2 separate regions of the Homo sapiens genome follow, and region 2 is linked to region 1. A link is an interaction called in ENCODE POLR2A ChIA-PET data of the cell type or tissue named here. Cell type or tissue: Panc1. All regions are shown on one strand. Each heading gives the region's core, and the rest is flanking DNA. Links, peaks and the distances in the headings are about the cores only. Region 1 overlaps DCUN1D3 (defective in cullin neddylation 1 domain containing 3). Region 2 overlaps DNAH3 (dynein axonemal heavy chain 3).

The links. Peaks named below come from ENCODE experiments on the same cell type or tissue, not always from the same donor. Only the 100,000 strongest peaks of a DNase experiment are listed, where the experiment ranks them.
Region 2: POLR2A ChIA-PET joins it to region 1 with 8 read pairs; 4 of 35 experiments call an interaction of 5 or more read pairs at or near these places.

The regions. Positions count from the first base shown.
Region 1 is chr16:20,870,385-20,887,283 of GRCh38, reverse strand. All of the region lies in intron 1 of DCUN1D3 (defective in cullin neddylation 1 domain containing 3), which reads left to right. Among named protein-coding and RNA genes, the nearest start is that of DCUN1D3, 22 kb to the left of the region's middle. RefSeq lists enhancers at 8,212-8,281, 12,352-12,571, 12,822-12,921 and a silencer at 11,626-11,705. In Panc1, for the core only: no CTCF peak of the experiment used is centred there; no DNase peak of the experiment used is centred there; H3K27ac peaks cover 743 bases.
Region 2 is chr16:20,995,373-21,003,372 of GRCh38, reverse strand. It overlaps DNAH3 (dynein axonemal heavy chain 3), which reads left to right. Exons shown (of 62, transcript NM_001347886.2): 42 at 166-269; 43 at 2,855-3,149; 44 at 5,911-6,090. Among named protein-coding and RNA genes, the nearest start is that of LYRM1, 99 kb to the right of the region's middle. RefSeq lists a silencer at 1,876-1,935. In Panc1, for the core only: CTCF peaks have their summits at 1,706 and 1,905; a DNase peak (open chromatin) is centred at 1,842.

The DNA.
Region 1 (16,899 bases), core at 3,586-11,585:
GTCTCCCAGGCTGGAGTGCAGTGGCGCTATCTTGGCTCACTGCAACCTCTGCCTCCTGGGTTCAAGTGATTCTCCTGCCTCAGCCTCCCGAGTAGCTGGGATTACAGGCACCCGCCACCACGCCCTGCTAATTTTTGTAACAGGGTTGCACCATGTTGGCCAGGCTGGTCTTGAACTCCTTACCTCAGGCGATCCACCCTCCTTGGCCTCCCAAAGTGCTGGGATTACAGGTGTGAGCCACAGCGCCCAGCCTACTAGTTCTGTTTTTTAATGTGTATGAATGAAAACATAACTATCATATCACACCTATGAATTCATGGACAATAGTGCTTAGGATGATACTAAAGTCATGTCAAAGACAAAATTGCAACCAATTTAGTTTCCAGATCTCAACTGGCTGTATTGCAATTCTAGAATTGGGCAATGTTTCATTCCATAATATAGAATAAGTGTTTAGATGAGCTAAAGCAGGAGTTGGCTTTATAGACAGAAGGGCTGAAGAAAGCAGAAGCAAAGAACAAAGAGTGTATCAGTCCTTTTAAAGCTGCTTTTCTTGTAAGGCAGGACAGGGAAACAGAACAATAGAGAAATAACTGAATAGTTAACATTAGATTACTTCAGACTTTTGTGTGTGTTTGTGTGTAAGGTTTAAAACTAGGGAACTTCATTATCGTGCCAGTTGAAGATTTAAACATGGAGTTTGGGAAGTTGGATGTTATCTCTTTCTCCTGGTTTCTGGGAAGGTCAGATAACAAACTTAGTTTGGGCATGAATGACTCCATTTTGATTTTTAGTCTGGTCTCTTGGAGCCTAGTGCAGGAGCTTAGTCCAGAACCATGGTCTTCTATCATTTTTATTTAACAGTAGATGCAGTTTTTAAAGAAGCTTTTAAGAAAAATATTAGGTGAACAGTAGATGGGATGGTAAAGATGGGATATGAATGGCTGAAGTTTGTAGGTTCCAAGACTCAGTAACTCTAGTGCAGCGCCACACCTTATTCAATGAAGTCTTTGTGGTGATGGCCACTGCTGAGCAGGTCCCGATTTCAGGACTTAAAGACTTGCCTTCAGAAGTCTCAGGCAAAAAAATAAAGACTTGACTAACTCAAGCAAATTGACAAATTTCTTTTTTTGCATTTGTGACAAAAATACCCACAAGTAGGTTATGTAGAATTTAAAATACCATAGCCATTAGTATTGGTGGCCTTTTTTTTTTTTTTCAATGAAAAAATGAATAATATTGTTTACTCTTTCACCTTTAGCAGTTTCCCGGCTACCTGGATTGCTCCTCAGTTCCTCATTGTTTGCTGTTGGGACTCCCCATGTTAGAAGTAAAGTTAGGGTCTGACTTGTTCTGTTGGGGTGGGAGAAAAAGCCTAATTGCTTCTTGAACCCAAGCCAGTGCATGGATTCAAGGCTCTGTCCCATCTCAAGAGCTGACCTGTAGATTACTTCTTCCTGGTGACTGCTTTAAAGGGACAGTGGGATATGTGCCCTAAAATGATGTTAAACACTGAGGCAGGCAGTATTTAAAATCTCATTTCACTTTGTCATATTGCTCATAATTCAACATAGTGGGGTCTTGAGAAGGGAAACGAGTAGTAGTAGAAATGATACAGACTACTGTGGGAGGCACTTGCTTTTTCAGTAAAACCCAGAATAAAATGGAAATCTCTGTTAAGCAATAGAAGCCGAAAAAGCTGCTTTCAGATGTAGTTTATGTTTTTTTTTTTTTAAAGCCTTAATTACCTGTAGTCCCTAAACATTTTCTGTGTATCTTTACACTGTCATCTTTTATTATCTACAGTTGGGGATTGGTCTGTGTTTGCAAGTGATCTTGTTCTGAGTTAACACGCTGTAAAGGGCCATGGATCTGGTATAGCTCCTTGTAATAAGTTATTTAGTGTTTCAGATTTTAGTTTTAAAAAATTGCTATAAAGATGGATCCAAGTCTGATAGGTCCCTGTGCCAAGTGTTACTAGTGAAGATTAGGTTAAAATAGAGCAAAATGCCGGGTGCAATGGCTCACACCTGTAATCCCAGCACTTTTGGGAGACTGAGGCGGGCGGAATCACGAGGTAAAGAGATGGAGACCATCCTGGCCAACATGGTGAAACCATGTCTCTACTAAAAATACAAAAATTAGCCGAGTATGGTGGCGGGTGCCCGTAGTCCCAGCTACTCAGGAGGCTGAGGCAGGAGAATTGCTTGAACCCAGGAGGCAGAGGTTGCAGAGAGCCAAGATTGTGCCATTGTACTCCAGCCTGGTGACAGAGCCAGACTCCGTCTCAAAAAAAAAAAAAAAAAGCAAAATGGTGGCAGTGATATAGCCCAACATTATTCTCCTAATTTATTTTATTTATTTATTTTGAGATGGGGTCTTACTCTGTTGCCCAGGCTGAGTGCAGTAGCCTAATCATGGTTCCCTGCAACCTCGAACTTCATTTATTTAATACAAGGTTTCTACATGACTTCATAATGAGAAACTCTCAAATGTTCCCCAACTGAGGTGGGATCTGTGCTTCAATTCCTCATACTTTGTAAATTTCGATTTTGTCATTCTTACTGTCTTGTCTCAGAGAGGTGTCGTGACCTGTGTCATTGGGCACATTGGCAAGGTGGAAAAAGCCTTTTACTGAAGGCTGTGTTTTGCAGGATTACAAGTCTGCCTTCCCACTAAGATCTAATTGATGACACGCAGCAAGCATCCTTTGAGCAGATTTTGAGTTCAAACCAAGCAACTCCTTGGATATACAATTATAAGACCACCTTACTTGTAGATGTCAGGTTTCTAGAACAGCCTATTTCCTGTGGTATGGAAGTTAGTCATTATGTGTAGGCAATGGTTGATGAGTCTGGATACATTCTGAAAGGGGAGGGGCCGAGTTGTGACATTCACCCTTGGTCTGCAGACCAAGTTTTGCAAAGCTAGAGTGGGGCTGTTTGTTTTCTTCTCTTCTTGGGAAATTGCCATTGGATCAGTTTGTCTTGGTTAAGATCTTTTGTGGGTAGCTGAGCAGTTGGGCTTTTAAAGATGAAAGCCACATGAAAGAAGACTGTTCTTTCCTAGTCATACAAATGATTATCTCCATGGTCGTATAATCTCCATAAGAAGTATGAGCATTCGAGACCACACATTTAAAAACTTAACATATAACAGAGTCAGAAGGAAAGATGTACAACATAGTGGCAGAGGTCAGTACCTTTACAAGCCATTCTTACATGTTCCAGCACCACTTATCGCGGTCTTCTCATGGTAGAATAACCTTTTAGTTTATCCAGAATCTTTTCACTCCTAAAATAAAGCCCTTTTAGGATGTTAGAAACTTGAATATTCATGGCAACTTCAAGTAAAAAAATAAAAATGTTTAATTGAAGACTTAATCTTTAACTCTGACTTTAAAACTTTCCTAGTCAAAGAGCTGGAGTTGCTTAATTTATCAGAGCATTTGCTTTTCCAAGTTCACAGCTCTCAATCGTTGATTGGCCTAGCAGAAAGAGATAATAAAAAGTTGTGCAACAGGTAAAAATCTTTCCAGTTGCCTTTTCCCCATTTGGAAGGAAACCTGTTTTTCTTTCCTTCTGAACAGTTTGGCCTAAGCTCCTCCCCTTTCTGATTTGCATATTTGCTATTTTCATACAGTACTTCAATTGATTCACTCAACAGAAAGTTCTAAAGATCTCCAGTATTTAATACTTCTGATACAACCAGCTTAAGCAAAAGAATTTTCAATTATGATAGCAGTTTAACAGAACAAAAATTTTTTTTTTTGAGATGGAGTTGCGCTCTGTCACCCAGGCTGGAGTGCAGTGGCTCGACCTCGGCTCACTGCAAGCTCCGCCTCTCAGGTTCATGCCATTCTCCTGCCCCAGCCTCCCTAGTAGCTGGGACTACAGGTGCCCGCCACCATGCCCGGCTAAATGTTTTGTATTTTTAGTAGAGACGGGGTTTCACCGTGTTAGCCAGGATGGTCTCGATCTCCTGACCTCGTGATCCGTCCGCCTCGGCCTCCCAAAGTGCTGGGATTACAGGCGTGAGCCACCGCATCCGGCCAGAACAAAACTTTCAAAAACACACTTTTAAAGTACTGAAGTTACTGAAACTCTGAAACCTGAAATGCTCCAAAATTTAGAACTTTTGATCCCTGACATGAGGCCCAAAGGAAATGCTCATTGAAGAATTTCAGATTTCAGATTTTCATATTAGGGATGCTCTACTGGTAAGTACAATGTTAATATTCTAAAATCTGAAGTTCAAAATCCAGAACACTTCTGGTCTCAAGCATTTGGGATAAGGGATACTCAACCTGTACAAGATATTTTCTCCCTAAGAAGAACCAGACTGTTATTTTTAAGTTAGAAATCTATAAGCAAAAGACTGGCATTCTCAGACAGAATGTGGACCATTCATAGGGTACTTCTGAAACTAAAAACCAGTTTTGTAAGCTAAAAAATGTTGGCCTCCAAAATGTAATGCTTTCATGGTTGTATTCAAAGTGAAGCGTATGTATTCTGAATTTTTCTGAAAGACTGACTCTAGGATTGGACACATCGTGTTTCAGGAAGAAGAAATGTGTTTATATGTTGCCAGCTACTTGTTCCAATAATTTTTAGTGCCTATTGTAGATCTTGCTCTTAAGGACTTTATTGTCTGGTTGGAACATAAGATAGTGACAATTAGAAAATGTTGTAAAACCAGTGCTGTAAAAATAGCAGTGCTGGCCGGGCATGGTGGCTCACGCCTATAATCCCAGCACTTTGGGAGGCTGAGGTGGGCAGATCACCTGAGGTCAGGAGTTCGAGACCAGTCTGACCAACATGGAGATACCCCGTCTCTACTAAAAAATATATATATATATACAAAATTAGCAGAGTGTGGTGGCACATGCCTGTAATCCCAGCTACTCGGGAGGCTGAGGCAGGAGAATTGCTTGAACCCGGGAGGTGGAGGTTTTGGTGAGCTGAGATTGCACCATTGCACTCCAGCCTGGGTGACAAAAGCGAAACTCTATCTCAAAAAAAAAAAAAAAAATAGCAATGTTATAAATGAAGGTGCTCAGGGGCAGAGAGGCTCTCAGTCAGGAAGGAGTCCTGTGGGAAGTAAAATCCCAGCATAAGGCATGAAAGACTAGAGAAAGGAATGGGGAGGGATTCTGAGCAGTGGTAACAGTGTGTATAAGACTAGGCCGGGCACGGTGGCTCATGCCTGTAATCCCAGTACTTTGGGAGGCTGAGGCGGGCAGATCACAAGGTCAGGAGTTTGAGACCAGCCTGACCAACACGGCAAAACCCCATCTCAACTAAAAATACAAGAATTAGCTGGGCGTGGTACCATGCGCCTGTAATCCTGGCTACTTGGGAGGCTGAGGTAGGAGAATCGCTTGAACCTGGGAGGCGGAGGTTGCAGTGAGCCAAAATTGTACCACTGCACTCCAGCACGCGTGACAGAGTGAGATTCTGTCTCAAAAAATAAAAAAGTAAACACATTTCCCCACCTAACTGAAAGGATGTTTGAAATTAGGGGAGCAGTTTGGTGAATTTCCTCTGTCTCTGTCACAGGCTAAGGGCTTGCATAAGCTGCTTTAGTTCTGAGCTTATTTCCTCATCCGTAAAATAGGGATAGCCATAGGAACCTCCGAGAGTAGCTGTGGAGAGTAAATGCTATCATGACTGTAAAATGCCTAACGTTGTTTCAGGCACAATAAAGGTGATGGAGGGAACGTTTATCAAGCTTGGTTGAGATTTCCAAGCTATGGGTCATATCTCATTGGTGGGTTATAAGCAACAATTAAAAACAAAATGGGAAAAAAAGAAAACAAATAGTGCAAATCAGTGCATCATAGAAGTAAGGGTAAATATTGAGTAGATTATTTATTTTGAGACAGGATCTTGCTCTGTCACCCAGGCTGGAGTGCAGTGGCACACTCATCGGTCATTGTAACCTCAAATTCCTGGGCTCAAGCAGTTCTCTCCCCTCAGCCTCCTGAGTAGCTGGGACTAGAGGTGTACATCATCACACCCACTTAATTGTTTTAAATTTTTTTGTAGAGACAGAGTATCGCTGTGTTGCCCAGGCTTGGGTAAATATTTAAAAGGTTAAATATTCATGGAACTTTTCTTTGAGTTGTACATGGCTTTATATGTGTGCATTGGGTAAGGATATAAAATATATTTCTCACTGAAGGTTGCAGTTAAAGTTTGAAAACTACTTGTATAGTCCAAACTCTCATTTCTCAGTGACTCAAAGACTTAGCACACCAAAGCAAACAAAAAACCACTCTATCGGAGTATGCTGTTTTGAAAGAAGCAATTTAAACCTTCAGGCTTAAAAAAAAATAGCTTTGAAAAGCATCCTTAATTTAAGAGTCTGAATTTTGGCTCTGCTGCTTACTATCTCCTAGGGTATTATTATTGGAGAGTTGGATTGTTTTATTAGTTGATATGTGTAAAAATGTTTTGAGAATGATGCCTGGTACGTAGTAAACCTTGGGAAACTATTTGTGGATGTTACTATGTAAAAGTGGTAGTACTCTGCATTTAGGTAGATTTGTGCAGTGCACTAGGGACATAGTAGGTGCTTATTTTCCATTTGATTCTTTAGAAAGTATCTCTTAGATGCCAGTTAGCCATTTTCTTTTCTTTTTTCTTTTTTCTGTTTTTTTTTTTTTTTTTTTTTTTTTGAGACAGGGTCTTACTCTGTCACCCTGGCTGGAGTACCCAGGCATGATCACTGCTCACTGCAGTCTCAGCCCTCTGGGCCCAAGGGATCCTCCTATCTCAGTCTCCCAAGTAGCTGGGACCACAGACATGTACCACCAAGGCTGGCTAATTTTTTTATTTGTGATTTTGTAGAAATTGGGTCTCCCTATGTTGCCCAAGCTGGTCTCGAACTACTGGGCTCAAGCAGTCCTCCTGCCTTGGTCTCCCAAAGTGCTGGGTCTGCAGGTGTGAGCCTTCGCATTATGCCAAGTTGACCCTTTTTGTGTCATCATACACATTCCCTGTCTTCTTGGAGCTTGCAGTCTAAGATGCTGTCACTAAAATGACAACAGCCTTTCTCTTCTATGTACTTTTTATATTTGACTATTTGCTTGGGAGCCATGAATGTTTTTGTCCCAAGGGAATAAATAATGTGTAATGCATTTAAGCCTTGGACGCACGATAGACATAATAAAGTATATTATAATAAAATGTCATCTTAGGCACTTAAAAAATTCGGTTTAAGGACTTACTGGGAGGGAGAAATTACGGAACATTTTCTTTTCTGGTTCTTAAAATATGTTTTTGGCCTGGAAGAAACAAGTGTCAAAGTTGTTTTTAAGATTATTAGGTTGACTTCTCTTACAGTGAGTAGTTGGTGTCAGCAAATTGATTTGCAATGAGAAAGATGACTGTGCCTTTTGCTGAGCAGTGGTGGATAATGAGACTTCCACTTCAATAAGCCCATTGGCAATACCGAGTCATAACCTGGGTGAATAGGAGTTAATCTTGGCTGCCTGGCAGAAGTGGATTTGTTATATAATTTATGATACCCAGAAATCCTTTGGGGAGGTCTTTATTATCTTATTATCATGACAGTATCCATCTATGCCTGAAGATTAATTTTTGTTGTTCTCATCTAGTTCCACCAGAGCGATTCTCCTAACTGAAAGGGTAGTGACTTGTTAAATGCCTGCATTTGGCTTTTGCTTTGACACAAAGGTATGCTAATCAAGATTGGATGTTAGCAATCCAGAAATATTTCAGTTAGTGATTTATTAATAGTTTAGAGATTTTTTTTTCTCCTGTTAAACTGACTTCTGAAAAATGAGTCATATTCAGGGTTTCAAACATTTCCTCTTTGACCAGCCTCAAAAAAGGTTTATCAGTGTTTGTCTTGTAGATTGTTGCTGCAATTCATTTGTGTCAGTTCTGCCACTGCTGAAACAAACACAAGAGGGGTATCAGTTTGGTTTTCCATCATTTGACACAAGCGGACTTCTTAATTCTGTCACTGGTGGACGATCACTGTTAAACAAGCCGGTACTATTTTTTATGACTCACTGAGAAGTCATGTGGTAGTGTGATACCCCGTCTCCAGCTACCAGTGTTTAAACTTGTAATTTTCAATATATTGTGTTAAAACAGACTTCTAATTCTGGCTATTTTTCTTTTCAATTTTAGGCCTAAAATTGGAAGCTCTGTTTTTATAAAACAGCCTCCTAGAAAAGTCACCGGTGTTGCTATTCTCTTTCTACCCCAAATATCATAACTGGGCCTGGGGGCGGGCAGAGTAAGAGCTGGCTGTTTCACATGGTTAAGCAGAATGTGTGGGTCTGCCAGCCAGCGGAGGTGGAATCTGCCCTTTGCTTTCTCAGCAAGTACCTCTGGCTTTGGGGGCCCCGTTGAGGACTTTAGTTGTTGGCCTTTCTCGCAGTCATGTGAAACAAAGTTCATTGTCTCTGGTGGCTGTAAAGAGATGGAGGACCTTTATTGTCTGTATCACTTACCCTCTTTGATAAGGTATGTGCTTCAGCCCTCCAAGTTAAAAGTCACTCTGTCATCAAGTGAACAGTGGTATAACATCTCAAGAGGTGTAACACTGGCCATGAGTCCTTGTGTTTTAAGCAGTTGAATTCGTATTTAAAGCAAGTAGTATGCAGTATTCAAAAAAGCTGCTGGCTGTTGCTCCTGCATCTCTAGACACCTTAAATATGATGCCTTTATTTGTTGAGGTGGGGAAGATGCAGTTCAGACCAGCAGCCTGAGGCTTTTCACTGGAGTGTTCCCAGTTGGTGAGCCCCTTGGTCTTCCTAGAGTGCAGTGCATGGCTGTGGCTTCAGTAAACCCTTGGACATAACACCCTGACTGAAAAGAGAGGCAGAAGTGATTTCCATTAATGTGAATTTTTTCTAAGATCCTGAGGTACAGGTCAAAAAGAGACATGACAGGTTGAACATCTCCCTATGTCAGCTTCATATTCTGGCTTTTGCTGTATTTGAGGTGAAAATTAGCTTGTGAAGTGAGGAGAGATGGACCTGTGTACTGCTGGCTGAGAAGCTGTGTTTGTATCACATTATCTGAGAAACTCATAAGGTAAAGAATAATTGGAGTAATAAGATAATCCTCTCCTCTCTTTCCTCTCTGAAGGTAGTGGGTGCTTCGAATGGGGGGAGTCCAAGAAAAAATAGACCTTAAGAATCAGGGCTGGGCCCAGTGCTCACACCCATAAACCAAGTGCTTTGGGAGACTGAGGCAGAAGGATTGCTTGAGCCCAGGAGTTCGAGACCAGCCTGGGCAACATAGCAAGACCCTGTCTGTACAAAAATAAAAATGAAAAAAGTAGCTGGGTGTGGCACCATGTGCCTGTAGTCTTAGCTGCTTTGGGAGGCTAAGGTGGGAGGATCGTTTAAGCCCAGAAGTTTGAAGTTAACAGTGAGTTATGATTGCACCACTGCACTCTGGGCTGGCAACAGAGCCAGATCCTGTCTCTAAAAAGAAAAAATCAGCTCTTGAGAACTGAATTGAGTTCTGCATTCTTAGGACTCAACTCCCTTTACTCTTTCCTGTTGAGTGTTTGTTGACATCATCCTATAATTTGAATTGGTATAAATAGCTACCATTTATTGAGTATTAATTGTGTGTGAGAAAGTGCTAAACATCTCAGATTCAGCATTTATTCAATCACGAGTTAATATATTTAAAGCAATAAAGCCTTGTACAGAGCATGTGCTCAGTATCAGTGACTATTATTCCTTCTACAGATACTTATCAATGTGCCATGTGCCACATAGCCTAGGTGCACAGGGTAAAGTGGCGAATAAGGCAGGTAAAATGCCTGCTATTAGAGGGAGCAGGCAATAAATAAGTCAGCAAATTAGAATTTCACAGAGTTGTAAGTGCCGTGAAGAAGTAAAACAGCGTTGTGCTGAATTAGAGGGAAGTGGCATTTGGATTGGTTGAACATGGAACACATGTCAGCACGTGAACTGAGACCCATCTCATATGAAGCAGCCATTTATTCTTCACCGTGACCTTTTTTTTTTCATCGCAGAACTCAGTCCCATTTTTTTGTTAATTGATAAATAATATATGTAGTTTTGAGACATGTGATAATATGATACATTCACATTATGTGTAAAAATCAAATCAGGGTAATTGGGATATTATATCACCTTAAATATTTATCTTTTCTTTATGCCGGGATCATTTAAATTATTCTCTTCCACCTATTTTGAAATGTACATTAGATTATTGTTGACTGGAGTCACCCTACTGATTTTTCCAACGCTAGGTCTTACTTCTGTTTGTACCCACTAACCCACTTCTTTTCATCTCCCCTCCCGCTCCCCTTCCCTGCCTCTGGTAACTACCTAGAGAAGATAACTGTCTCTCTCTTCCTGAGATCCACTTTTTTAGCTCACACATGAGTGAGAACATGTGCTATTTGTCTTTCTGTGCTTGGTTTATTTCACTTAACGTAATGACCTCTAGTTCCAACCGTGTTGCCTATGACAGGGTTTCATACTTTTTTATGGCTGAATAATATTCCATTGTGTATATGTACCACATTTTCTTTATCCATTCATCCATGGATGGGCACTCAGGTGGATTCCATATTTTGGCTATTGTGAATAATGCTACAATAAACATGGGAGTGCAGATCTCTCCAGTATATTGATTTTCTTTCCTTTGCACATATACCTAGTAGTGCAATTGCTGGATCATACAGTAGTTCTATTTTCAGTTTTTTGAGGGCCCTTTATACTGTTTTCCATAGTGGCTATACTCATTAACATTTCCACCAACAGTATACGAGGGTTCCCATTTTTCCACATCCTTGCCATTCATTATTCTGTTTTTTTTTTTTTTCATAACCATTTTAACTGGGGTGAGATAATATTTCGTTGTGGCTTTTATTTACATTTCTGTGATGATTAGTGATGTTGAGCATTTTTTCGTATACCTGCTGGCTATTTTCATGTCTCCTTTTGAGAAACATCTATTCAGATCTTTTGCCCATTTAAAAATCAGATTAGAGTCGGGCACAGTGGCTCGAGCCTGTAATCCCAGCACTTTGGGAGGCTGAGGCAGGCGGATCACCTGAGGTCAGGAGTTTGAGACCAGCCTGGCCAACATGGTGAAACACTGTCTCTACTGAAAATACAAAAATGAGCTGGGCCTGGTGGCATGCGCCTGTAATCCCAGCTACTCGAGAGGCTAAGGCAAGAGAATCACTTGAACCTCGGAGGTGATTGGTTGCAGTGAGCCGAGATCATGCCACTGCACTCCAGCGTGGGTGACAGAGTGAGACTCTGTCTCAAAAAAAATAAATAAATAAAATAAAAATCAGATTATTATTATTATTATTTTGCTATTAAGTTGTTTGAGCTCCTTATATATTCTGGCTGTTAATCCCTCGTCAGATGGATAGTTTGCAGATTTTTTTTCCCATTCTGTGGATTGTCTCTTCACATTGTTGATTGTTTACTTTGCTGTGTAGAAGCTTTTTAGCTTGATATAACCCCATTTGTCTCTTTTTGCTTTGGTTGCCTGTGCTTTTAAGGTCTTACACAAAAAATCTTTGCCCAGACCAGTGTCCTAGATCATTTCCCCAGTGTTTTCTTCTAGTAGTTTCATAGTTTCATGTCTTATATTTAAATCTTCAATCCACTTTGATTTGATTTTTGTATATAGTGTGAGAGAGGGGATCTAGTTTTATTCTTCTGCATATAGTCATTTAGTTCACAGTGATTTGTTTTAGTTCCCGTTTTCAACTGAGAAGACTGAGATGGAATATGGTTAAGTGTGAGCTAGAGAGTTGGTAGAGCTGGGCTGTACAAACCTAGTCATTTTGCATCCAATGCATGTACTTTCCCTCCTGGAAGGCACATGACTATACTGGAGCAGCTGAAGGAGCTGCAATATCTGTGCAACTGGTTTTTGAGTGAGAGAATTGAATGTTGGTTGCAGAACAGTCAAGACACTGAACGCAATTCAGAAAAGTTGCATGTAATTTCATGGACCCCCTATTGTTGGATGCAACATTTGTGTGTGTGTGTGTGTGTGTGTGTGTGTGTGTGTGTGTGTGTGTGCATGAGCGCACGCAGTTTATTCTGGGGCCATAGTTGTCTTTGAGTCTTCAGACTTATTGATGACTGAAAGAACTTATGGTGCTGCTGCTTTATTTTATAAATTTTTTATGTTGTTTCTTAAAATAGGGCATAGCTGCTAGGGCAGGGTTTTAATAGACAGCATTGTGGTGGCCATTAGGTGGCAGCAATTTTGGCAGGTCATGTGGGTGGGAAGTGGGCAGGAACGAATCATCAGATGTCTTACTTTGCAAAGCTTGCAGTACCACAGTGCCTTCCAACAGGTATAGAGCTCCATTTTTAATTACCTGCTTATCTTTGCACATGTTAATGTACTCTGGGGCCTCATGCTACATGAGCATTTGTGAAAATAAGTAACTTAAAAAAAAAAATCAAAGCCTAAACCTTGGGGCCTCAAGTTTCAACCTGCAGAGAACGTATTCAAATAAAGATGTGCAAACATGAGCATTTCCTGTCAGTCTTTGAAACTTAAACACTTTCTTAATAGGCTCTTCGGCATGTAAAATCAAAGAGAAATTGTCTCAGTGATAGGAATTGAAACCAAGAGGGTAGCCAAGTTCAGGTTAGATTTGGGCTTTCAGTTTCATGGGATATGGTTTAGATCAAATACCTGTTTCAGCTGGAAGGTTGATCATGTTATTGTACAGAGAAAGACTTCTGAGAGATTTTTGCTTTCAGCCTTTCACATGGTGTCTGAATGCTGGGACGGGGTTCCTCTTTGGGAACAAGATGATGACAGCAAATATGTACACAATAGAATAAAGCTCCTGAAGTATTCTGTGGCATATCTACTTGAAGGAGGTCTAACGGTGTAAAAATTGCAATTGGAAAGATTCTTGTAGCCAGTTAGTCATACCATCTTTTAAATAGCATCCTACTGGTCCACGTAGTTATAATGGAATTTGACAGCTTTCATGAACTTGGGATCATTGGTCCTGTTGTTCAGCTAAGGGTCCTATGATATATTCGACTAGAAATTGTGGCCTAGTCAGTTGGTTCTGAACCATGAATCAGAACATCTGGCAATTAGATCTTCTCTCTCTTTGCTCTCTGAATAGAAGAGATCTGAGTGACATAGCTGTGTCTTGGTAGGGACTCTTTCAGTTGTGATAGAAAACCTGATATCTAACTTATGCAAAGGAGAGTTTGTTGGCTCACACCTGTGAAGTTCAGGCTTTGATCTTGACTCTAGGAACAGTTGGATTCAGGGTGTAAATAATGCCTTCAAAATTCAGTTTCCCTTTGTCTCTTCATACTGCTTTCCACTTGGTGATTTCATTTTTGGGTTCTACATGCATTTGAGCTGAGCCCCATGTGATAAACAGGGACCATTTAATCCTCACAGTGACCCCCTAGGCATTCTTATTTTCTCTGGTAGCTCTTTCTGGTAGCATCTCCAGCCTCCTGTATTTTCAGGGTTGAGATTCTGTCTGGCTGGCTTGTCATGGGCATATCCTGGGTCCAGTCATTAAAGCCAGGGGCATGTGAGGCCTTGGTGGGGCTGAGTCCCATAGTTCTTTATGAACCCCACCCAGCCATATGGCCGAGAGCGAGGGAAAAGGATCTGCTGGTGAAAATTGGGTAATCACCTGATGAAGAGCCTGGATGCTGGGAAGGCAGACACGTCTGCTACAAATCTGTCCTTTGACCCAGTCTGCAGCTTGACAGCCCATGTTAGTCTTCACACTAAATCCAGCCCATTGACCATTTCCAGGCATTCCACATTTCTCTTTTGAATGAGCCTCTTGCTCCCTGGGAATGTGAATCACTCAATCCATGGGCCAGACCCTTCTACCCCTGATGTTAAACCTTTGATAAGGGGACTGTTACTCATTAGACCTTAAGATGGTCATCATCTTTGTCCTCTTCTTTTCCTTGGAGGGAGTGTGAGGAGGAAGTTGATCTTCTTTTGAAAGAATAAATTGAGGAAATTTAGATATAAGTGAAAGATGTCTTTAGGATTAAGCTGCTTTTCTCCCCATTCCCCCATCATTTAAAAACACTTCCTTAAAATCCCTGGAGCCAGAATCACTGGATCATTGGATTGGTTAGTTGTTTTTTTTTTTTTTTTTGAGACAGAGTCTCGCTCTGTAGCCCAGGCTGGAGTGCAGTGGCACAGTCTTCCTCACTGCTACCTCTGCCTCCCAGGTCCCACTTCAAGCAGTTCTCCTGCCTCAGGTTCCCAAGTAGCTGGGATTACAGGCATGTGCCACCATGCCCAGCTAATTTTTGTATTTTTAGTAGAGACGGGGTTTCACCATGTTGGCCAGGCTGGTCTTGAACTCCTGACCTCGTGATCCACCTGCCTTGGCCTCCCAAAGTGCTGGGATTGCAGGCGTGAGCCACTGCGCCTAGCCTGGTTAGCCTTTTTGATGTGATTCGCAGTGAAGCAAGACTGAAAGGATATACTCCAAAATATTAACCGTAGGTGGTGAAATTAGTGATTGGCTTTTTTTTTCTTTATGCCTCTCTGTACTTTCTAAACTTCACAAAATAATTATGTAATACTTTTGAATTTGCCAGCAGGAAAGAGAGTCTAGTGACCTCACTTTTCTGACCAGGTTACTGATGTGGTTGAAAGCAGGAATTCTTTTATTGTGTGGATCTTTTCTGTCCCTCTTCCTCTTCCTGTCTGCTATGCATTAGCAGTCAACCTCCATCGTGGGGAAAAAGCTGATAAATGTGGTCTTAATGGATTTAGATTTTTTTTTTTTTTTTTAAGAATTAGCAAACATTAAGAGGTTGATTGGTTACCACGTGGTGAACCTGAGGCCTACTTAGAGGCCTTTGGCTCCCGAAACCACATATCTACATTTGTGGTCATCCAGGTGCCCTTTAAGACATTTGGATGCAGTCATTTATCATCTGTATGTTGTGTTCCTTCGTCGTCTTTGGACTCATTTCATAATTTCCTTTCTTGCCTTTTACTTAGATGCAAAAATCTAACCTTATCTCCAGTTCACTAATTTTCAGTGAGTTGCTGACTCCCAAGTTCTCAGAAGGTGATTGAAAAATGAGCAGTTGATGTGGTAATTGGGTGTTTTGAGGACTAATCAGCTACAATCAGGTAAACCTCCAGGGTGGCTGATAACCATATGCTGACTGGAAGGAGGGTATTAGTGCTAATCAGTGGTTTACTTTCAGTGGGCTCTACTGAGGCTCCATCCTAAGGAATAAAACAAGCTGCAAGCTTATAACGGAGATGAAGAGTGCAGCAGGCATGCCGTTTTTATTAGAGTTAAGGTTCAGTACAAATCCAGGATGGCTTTCTGGTTTTAAACAGGGAAAGTCACTGGAAAAGCTGGTGTGAAAACAAAGAATGACCTAGAAATTTGGTGCCCATTTATGATGCTCCCCCTTGCACATAAGTGGGTAGTTAGAAATGCCCAGATCAATAGTGACAGCAAAAAATATTTCAAGTATGGGTCAGTGAAATGATATAGCCCTTTTTTGGTTATTTTGAGTTATGTGGGATTAAACATGTAGCTCAGTTTGGAAGCCCAGAGACCAAAAAAATGGTTCATTATTTGGTATTTGGAAACTTTATAGTATGTGCGTGTGTTGGCTTGGCTGTATTTGGCAAGTAGGCATTTGTTCTAGCCAGCCCACACTGGCTTCAGTCCTGAGGCCTCAACTGGACATATATTCTTAGTAGTGAATTCAAAGGGTGCAATGCGAGGGACATTGAGAACACTTTCAAAAAGAAATGACTTTATGCTAAACTGGCTGGTCTTAGTCATGTGACCTAAGATGATTTTTATAGAAACATAGCCAGTTTTCTTTTTTAAAAGTTTTCTCTGTCCTCCCTACCCCCTTTCTCCCTTCCTTCCTCCCTCTTTTCTTTTGCACTTTTGAGATTGGTTGATGTAAAAAGTCATGGGTTCCTCCCCAACCCTAACTGGAACTGCTGTTGCTTGTTGCTGCTGTACATTTTAGGACAAAAAGTCTTTTAAAAGCTGGAAAATAGAAGCAGACGGGTCTCGTTTGCTTTGGCAGAGGGATCAACTTTCCCTCCCAAGTAGCTCTGGGTAAGACCTAATCTCCAAAGGTGATCTTTGAAGTCTTAAGTTGGAAGTGGCAGCAGCAACTGTGCATTTAAAGTGTTCCCTCAGTCTTCCTTGTTATTTTTGCACATTTACTTTCTAGGAAGTAGTTTACAAATGGACACCAGCCATATTCCGTCTTTTTCTCAGGTCATTCAGAGTCTTGCTCCCAGGTGGGATCAAGGGGCTCCTGTGGTCCTTGAGACTCTCCGGAGGATGGCTGTGCCAGTACAACCGCCTCAGCCCCTGGCAGCTGTAGAAAAGCTGTCTGAGGAATTCATGTACTTATGTTCTCTGGCCTTTGGGTATCTGACATATGTAGGAAGAAATAAAAAGCTGCACCCAGCTAGCTCTACAAACTATTTAGATGAAAGTTGAAAAGATGGGCTTTTTATATTGTTAATATGTAGGAGCACCAGCATCTGGCAGTGGTTTCTTGCTGCTGAATAGATTCTAGATGGGAACAGAATGGAGGAGTGGAATGGATTGGTCCCTTCTGTCAAGGAAGCCTCAGAGCAGATCTCAAGTGCTTTGCTGACACTGACTTTTGGTGCCAGCATTTGCCTCCTGTTTTTTAGCTCCTCATTTCACAAGTCTGTTCCTTGGGTGACAGGCTGTCCATTAGTAGTAGCCAACATGCATTCCTCTGAGTGGGCTTCCTGACCCAGCGAGCTGCAGCAGTTTACTTGGGTCTGTTTTCCATGTCTGGACCTGTTACTGACCCTCCAGAGATCAAACTAAGATGATTAAGGAGAGGGAAGGCTG
Region 2 (8,000 bases), core at 1-8,000, 120 kb before region 1:
CAGTTTATACACTTTCCAGCAATGTATAAGTTTCACCACAACTATGCCAGTACTGGTAGTTACACATTTTCATATGCTGATAACTGAGGGACTTAAAATCCTCAAATATGGGAGGCAAGTAAAGCCTTCATGTGCTAATGATCTGTTTTGTTTCTTTGGGTCCAGGAAGCATCTATGATTTTTATTTTATCAAACAAGCTAGTGGACATTGGGAAACGTGGACACAGTATATCACCAAAGAGGAGGAAAAAGTTCCAGCTGGTGCAAAGGTATAAAGAGAATCATTGGCCATGGAACTTTGGTTTCCAGAATCATCCAAATATTCTCTCAGGTGGAAGAATTAACAGTCTTTGCGAGGAGTTTTAAGGGCTTTCTTTAGAAAAATATTTAAACATGAGCTGCAGTGGACCTTCAAAAACATGGGCTTTAGAATCAGAGAGACACAGCATCCTTTCTCAGCTTCAATTTACTCAACCAAAAAATGGCGGTGGGGGGAACATTTATGGTTGCAGAGGTTGGAGGTGTTATACATGAACACATGGCACATGCTAGGGGCTACATCAGTGTTTGTTGCTATTCTGATTATTGTCGTTATCAGTAATACCAGGTACTGGCCAGGCGCAGTGGCTCACATCTGTAATCCCAGCACTTTGGGAGGCCAGGGCAGGAGGATCACCTGAGGTCAGGAGTGCAAGACCAGCCTGGCCAACATGGTGAAACCGCATCTCTACTAAAAATACAAAATTAGCTGGGCGTGGTGGCGCATGCCTGTAATCCCAGCTACTTGGGAGGCTGAGGCAGGAGAATCGCTTGAACTCCAGAGGCAGAGATTTCAGTGAGCCGAGATCGCGCCATTGCACTTCAGCCTGGGTGACAAGAGCAAAACTCTGTCTCAAAATAATAATAATAATAATAATAATAATAATAACAACACCAGATAGTCATCAGTGTGCTTCTCAGTTATCTCAGCAAAAAAGGATTCTTTGAATCCTCAGAGAAAGATTTTCTTGATCAGAATTCTCTGAAAAGTAGGTTTTGATTAATAAGTTTTCTGATTAGAAAATGATACACCTACAACTCCTGCTCTTTTCAATCCTTGTGGAACATTTTTTCAGAGAGCTTTTATGTCCCTGTTAGTAGAATCTAGTGGGCATAGTTTATCTTTCTGAAGTGACTGGAGATTGTTCAGGCCCTGGGTGGAGTGGTAGGTGGTGGAGAAAGTACAGATATTGACAACCAAGTCAGACACCACGCAGGACCACAGCTGTATGTGTAAGGATGTGTCAAGCAGGGTGAATGTGTGCTGACTTCAGGACACACCTTGGGGGCTGAGTGTTGTAAAGCAACCCCCAGCACTGAGGTCCTAAACTTTAATTCTCCAAAAAGAGCTTAGTCACTTGAGCTCCAGGGATTTGCAATCTTGCTGAATTAACACAAGTAAAAGAGTCCAATGAAGAAAATATCTTCAGTTCTGGAGATTTTTCCCTTGTCAAACAATTGTCCTAGTTCCTGAAAATAAACATCTATGAAACCCAACTTGCTTTAAACTCCCAGTCTTAGTAGCAAAATACGCATCTTGAACCTAGTTCTGCATTTAGCCTCACTTGCTGGCTATATGGCTTTGGATAAGTTAGCCAGTTTCTTCGAGCCTCATTTATTTCATCTGTGTTATTACATACCTGCCTTAGAAGGTTACTGGGAAGACTGTAGGGGGTAATACAGGCAAAACACCCATACTTAAGCACCTGTTACTTCTCTTCTTCTCAACTTTAATTCCCTTGTCTCATCTGTTTCTTTTCCTTTGATCAAATTGCTTGTAGAAAGAAGCTGAGCCTTTTTCTACCAGTATACATAGGGCCATTATGTCGCACAGACCTAGGTGGCGCTATTTGCATCACGGTCCAGTTTTGCTTTAGAAGGCACCATTGACATGATCCATGGTGTGAATGGTACTCTCTGTAGTTGTACAACACAGTGGCCCCAAGGTCTAGTCCCTTTCAGCCTAGACATAGAAGGAGACTTCAGTGTATGATATAATCATCTTCCCCCATAGAGGGACAAAATGTAGCCAAATGGCTGATGACAGGGTTCAAACTCAGAGAATCCAAGCCAAGGTCAGGTGCCCTGTCCAAATAGGGATTCCAGGAGCCCGAGACCCGGCCTTAAGAGTCCAACTGGGACCTGAATACCAGGAAAAGTGTGTATTAATACAATCCCCATATTGGAAAAGGCATGGGATTAGTAAGGGTGGGTCTTAGAACCAAGAATGTGAGTGTTGTAAAAAATAGATCAGAAACAAGCACAGATCATGGGGATTCAGGATCACACTTAAGCCCTCTGAGCCAGGCAGTGATGATGGCATAGGGGAGGTAGACCTTGCCTGGGACAAGGGAGACAAGTTGGTTCAGAGCAATGCTCTAGGAGCACAGCAGCTATGGACTGATCCTTACCACAACTGTTTATAATATGACCATTCAGTAGTGAAGACTGTAGACTTTGGAATCAGACAAGCTGGTATTCAAATCCCTGCATTTTCACTTACTTGCTGTGTTACTTGAGCAGGTTGCAGAAAGGCTCTCGACCCAGTCTTCTCATCTACAACACACAGACAGTAATGCCCAACTTTACATGCATGATCTTGTTTAATCCTCAAGCCAGCTCTGTGAATTAGGTGCCATTATTATCCCCTTTTCACAGATGAAGAAACTGAGGCCCATGGAGAGGTTAAAGACTCGCCTAAGGTCATAAAGATAGTAAGGGATGGAGCTAGAATGTAAACCCAGGTCTCTTGAATGCCAAGACCTCCAGCTTCCTGGGCCCACAACCGAGACTCTCCCATGTCTGTGTGGTACAGGTCTCAGAACTCATCATCCCCACAATGGAGACAGCCCGGCAGTCCTTCTTCTTGAAAACCTACTTAGACCATGAGATTCCAATGCTGTTCGTGGGTCCCACAGGCACTGGCAAATCAGCCATCACCAACAACTTCCTTCTCCACCTTCCCAAAAATACGTACCTACCCAACTGCATCAATTTCTCTGCCAGAACCTCAGCCAATCAGACCCAGGATATCATCATGTCCAAGCTGGATCGACGACGGAAGGGCCTTTTCGGGCCTCCCATAGGGAAGAAAGCAGTGGTGTTTGTGGGTAAGGCATTGGGCTGGGTCTGGACACAACCAGATTCTTCCACCATAAGCTGCAGCAAACTATAGCTTCTGCTTGTGGTGCCACTGTACATACCTTTACTCTCCCTGGGAGATCAAATATTTCCAGTTAATATAGCTTAGTATTCATTCTCTCCTCTTCTTTTTCTCCTTCCTCCTTCCCTCCCTCCCTCCCTCCTTTCCTTCTTCCCTCCTTTTCTCCTTCCTTCCTTCTTTCCTCCTTTTCTCCTTCCTTCCTTCTTTCTTTCCTTCCTCTCTTCCTTGTAGTGGAAGTAGTAATTTCAGAAGGGGGCTGTGCTGTTTGCCCGCTGGCATTTCCAAAAGCAACACACACCTTGTGATAAACCCCTTATTCCATTTTCTGTCAGATAAATGTGTTATCACTAAATGGAGGAACCTAATACTTGCCAAACATTTGTGAAATAAGCACAGTGAATTTTCCCAGGACTGTAACTATTTACAAAGCGTTTCCTCACTTCGGTCACTTGAGCCCCACAACCCTGTGAGCTTATTAACCATCATTGTCATTTTACTAGTCAGTGCATTGAGGCTCCAGAAGGTTAAATTTCCTGTTTGAGATCAAATATCTAGAACATTCTGGAGCTGTGACCCAGACCCAGGCTTTTTGGTGCCAAATACATTATATTTTCCACTATCTTGCTGTTGACACGTAGCGTTCTCATCTAGCAATAGTAATGCCCCACACTTCTGGATTATTTCAGGATATGCCTTTAAAACTCATGTATTCAGAGGAAATATTGCCTGAGTTCATGTCCTTGCCAACTAACAGCCCCTCAGAGGCAGGGGTCCTATTTTATTTTACATTCCTTTTCTCTTCCTCTTTTTCTCCTTTTCTCCATCTTGCTCTCCCTCCCTATTTTTATGGTATATTCAAAAACAGGGTAAGCTTTGCAGCCAAACAGATCTGGTTTCAAATCTTACTTTTTTGAGAGAGAGAATGTCTCACTCTGTTACCCAGGCTGGAGTGCAGTGGCACAATCACAGCTCACTGCAGCCTCCAACTCCTGGGCCCAAGTGATCCTACTACCTCAGCCTCCCAAGAAGCTGGGACTACAGGCACATGCCACCACTCTTGGCTAATTTTTCCATTCTTTGTAGAGACGGGGGTCTTGCTTTGTTACCCAGGTGGTCGAACTCCTGGCCTCAAGTGATCTTCCCGCCTTGGCCTCCCAAAGTGTTGGGATTACAGGTGTGAACCACCATGCCCAACTTCAAAGCTTACTTTTTAACCCTAGGTATATTGTGAGTTAACGTCCCTGACCCTCAGTTCCTCATCTTTAACATAGAGTTAATACTATCTTCCTTATAAAGTTATTATCGGATTATATGAGATAATGTATATAAAGCTCCTAAAATGTTACCCCACACAAACTGGGCATTCAAACAATTGTTTGTTGAAGAAAAACTAAAGGAGCCCCCCCCTTTTTTTTTTTTTTTTTTTTTTGAGACGGAGTCTTGCTTTGTCCCCCAGGCTGGAGTGCAGTGGTGCGATCTCGAAGAGCCCCCATTTCATTGAGTGCCTCTGATGTGCCAGGACTGAGTAATATACTACTGGGGAAAATGAGTCCCTGCCCTTCGGGAAGTCTTAATATATTCTTGTCATTTTGGTTTTCTCATCAAAAACCCCAGCTCAGGCTGGGTGTGGTGGCTCACGCCTGTAATCCCAGCATTTTGGGAGGCTGAGGCAGGTGGATCACCTGAGGTCAGGAGTTTGAGACCAGCCAGGCCAACATGGTGAAACCCCGTCTCTACTAAAAATACAAAAATTAGCTGGGCGTGGTGGTGCACACCTGTAGTCGCAGCTACTTGGAGGCTGAGGCAGGAGGACCACTTGAACCTGGGAGACAAAGTTGCAGTGAGCTGAGATCACACCTCTGCACTCCAGCCTGGGTGACAGAGCAAGACTGTCTCAAAAACAAAAACAAAACAAACAAACAAAAAACTCCAGCTCAAGGCCTAGGGTCTCATCATCTGTTGCTCCCATTGAAGTTCAACTATTACCTGCTGGTCAAATTAAATACTCTATTTGCTGGGAGCTTGACTGTTGCCATCATATGGGGAGGAATTAACAAAATGTCTAGCACATAGTAGACAATCTATTTTGCTTGACAGAAATGGGAAAAAATTAAATGCCTGTTTTCTTTTTGTTTTTCTCGTCTTTTCTATTTTCTTTTTGAGGCAGGGTCTCACTCTGTTGCCCAGGCTGGATGGAGTGCAGTGGCACAATCTTGGCTCACTGCAACCTCTGCCTCCGAGGCTCAAACAATCCTTTCATCTTAGCCTCCTGAGTATGGGACCACAGACATAAGCCACCATGCCTGACTAATTTTTTTTTTTTTTTTTTTTTTTTATGGAGACAGGGTTTCGCCATGTTGCACAGGCTGGTCTCGAACTCCTGAGCTCAAGCAATCTGCCTGCCTCGGCCTCCCACAGTGCTGGGATTATAGGCATGAGCCACCATGCCCGGCCAAGCCAGTTTGTTAATGTCAGTCTATGCATCCTTATAGTCACGTGGACAGAGATCTCAATGAGGCAGGAGAGCCCAGAACTCAGGAAAACCCCTTCCAATCTGGTCAGGGCATCCATTGACTAAGCCCTAACTGGAATGGGGAATGGAAACCTGGGAACAGATTCCCCTACAGGGGAATTGCCATCTGTTACCTCTGTAAGAGCAGAAGATGCCATGAACTTGCAATGGCTGTATCTGTGGTTTCTTTCCCCAGATGACCTCAACATGCCAGCCAAAGAGGTGTATGGGGCCCAGCCACCCATCGAGCTCCTGAGGCAGTGGATTGACCATGGTTACTGGTTTGACAAAAAAGACACAACCAGGCTGGACATCGTGGACATGCTGCTCGTGACAGCCATGGGGCCCCCCGGGGGAGGAAGGAATGACATTACTGGTATGTGAAGGGAAGAGCTCATTCCTCTTTCCCTCCATCCCCAGCAGAGCTGGGCCACCTTTATGAAAGGTGGGTTGGTGTGCCACAGTCTGTCCTGCCAAACCACGTGGCAGGAGCATGGAGCAGAAGCATGTGTAGGCTACAGGCTTCATGTTGGAAATTGTGTGAAATAGAAGGGGACGATGGCAAGAAGATGTGAGGAGTGTTTGGCTAGGCCCTAGAGAAACAGAGAGTCTCATAGGAAAAGGAGAGTTCAGTGTGGCCAGCATGTGTTCCGGGAGGGAGGCTCCATCCAGAAGCCTCAACTAGGGGTGCATGACAGTCATCCATTGTATTCGTTATAATTCTTTAGGTTGCCAGAGACAGAATGCCTAACCCAAAGTGCCCTAAGCAAAATTAATAACAATAAAAATAGCAAATAAATAATCAGTGGATATATTGCTTCACGTGCAACTTGATCCACCCAGTCCTATAGATCTGTACTTCTATTCTGATATACATTATTGGTTAAGAATCTTCATACTGAGTGGGTGCAGTGGCTCATACCTGTAATCTCAGCACTTTGGGAGGCCGAAGCGGGTAGATCGCTTGAGGCCAGGAGTTCGAGACTACCCTGGCCAACATGGCAAAACCCTATCTCTACTAAAAATAAAAAAATTAGCTGGGCTTGGTGGCTTGTGCCTGTAGTCCAGCTACTTGGGAGGCTGAGGCAGGACAATCGCTTGAACCCAAGAGGCAGAGGTTGCAGTGAGCCGAGATGGCACCACTGCACTCCAGCCTGGGCAACAGAATGAGACTCTGTCTCAAAAAAAAAAGTTAAGGATGGTAGCTGAGAGCATGGTTTGGCAGCTGACACAGGTCTGGGGTTGAGTAACCCAAAGCAGGCATTAATAAACCTTAACTACTGTTATCCCTATCATCAAAAGGTTAAGTTCACATAGCTACCAATAGTTCCAGATCAACAACATATAATTTAATGTAGAGAAAAATCTACACGTATCAGTATGTGTGTGTGTAGATGGTATATACACATGCTAGCTACATATATATGTATTATATTATCTACATGATTTTTAACACATGTATGTATAAAAAACTATGGAAAGAATTTCAGGGAAATGGCAGCCACAAAGGCTGCACAGTTTTCAGATCTTCCCAAATCGTCACATAAAAACAGAGCAACTAGGTAGCAAAACCAGAAAGCTATAAACAACACTTACAACAAAGCTAGTTTGCAAGGTATCCCCACAGATTCCAAAATACAAATTGGGTGACAGCAAACCACTGACAGCTGCAAGACGTGCAATTATCTGCACCTGTGCAGGAGAACGCAGCGGGAAGGAATGGACCTGAGAGGAAGAACCAAAAGCTAGTCAGCAGGTTTGCACTGCAAAGTGTGCTGGCCCATGTGAGAGGAGAAGCTGAAGTTTACAGGGTTTTCACCTGCTGAAACTAGTGACTGCAGTGACCCAGCCCATGGTGAGCTCTGAAGGGGATGCTAGCCCCCGTGATTTCTCAAAACTGACCAGTCAGGTGTCCCCTTCCAAGGCAGGACCCTATATTGAAGAGAAATTGCTGGTAGCTGAATCAGAATGGAGAAGGTTAAGATGAATAGAAACAAAGCAAAGAGAAGGTCCAAATAAAAGAGAGAGAGGGAAAAAAGGCGGAAATTTTCAGAAAGCAACTCACTATATTTTTGAACATATAAGAAACCAAGAGAGTCTGGGCGCAGTGGCTCATGCCTATAATCTCAACACTTTGGGAGGCCAAAGTGGGCAGATCTCAAGAGGCCAGGAGTTCGAGACCAGCCTGGCCAAGATGGCGAAACCCCATCTCTACTAAAAATACAAAAATTAGCCGGGCATGATGCACACCTGTTATCCCAGCTACCCGGGAGGCTGAAGCACAAG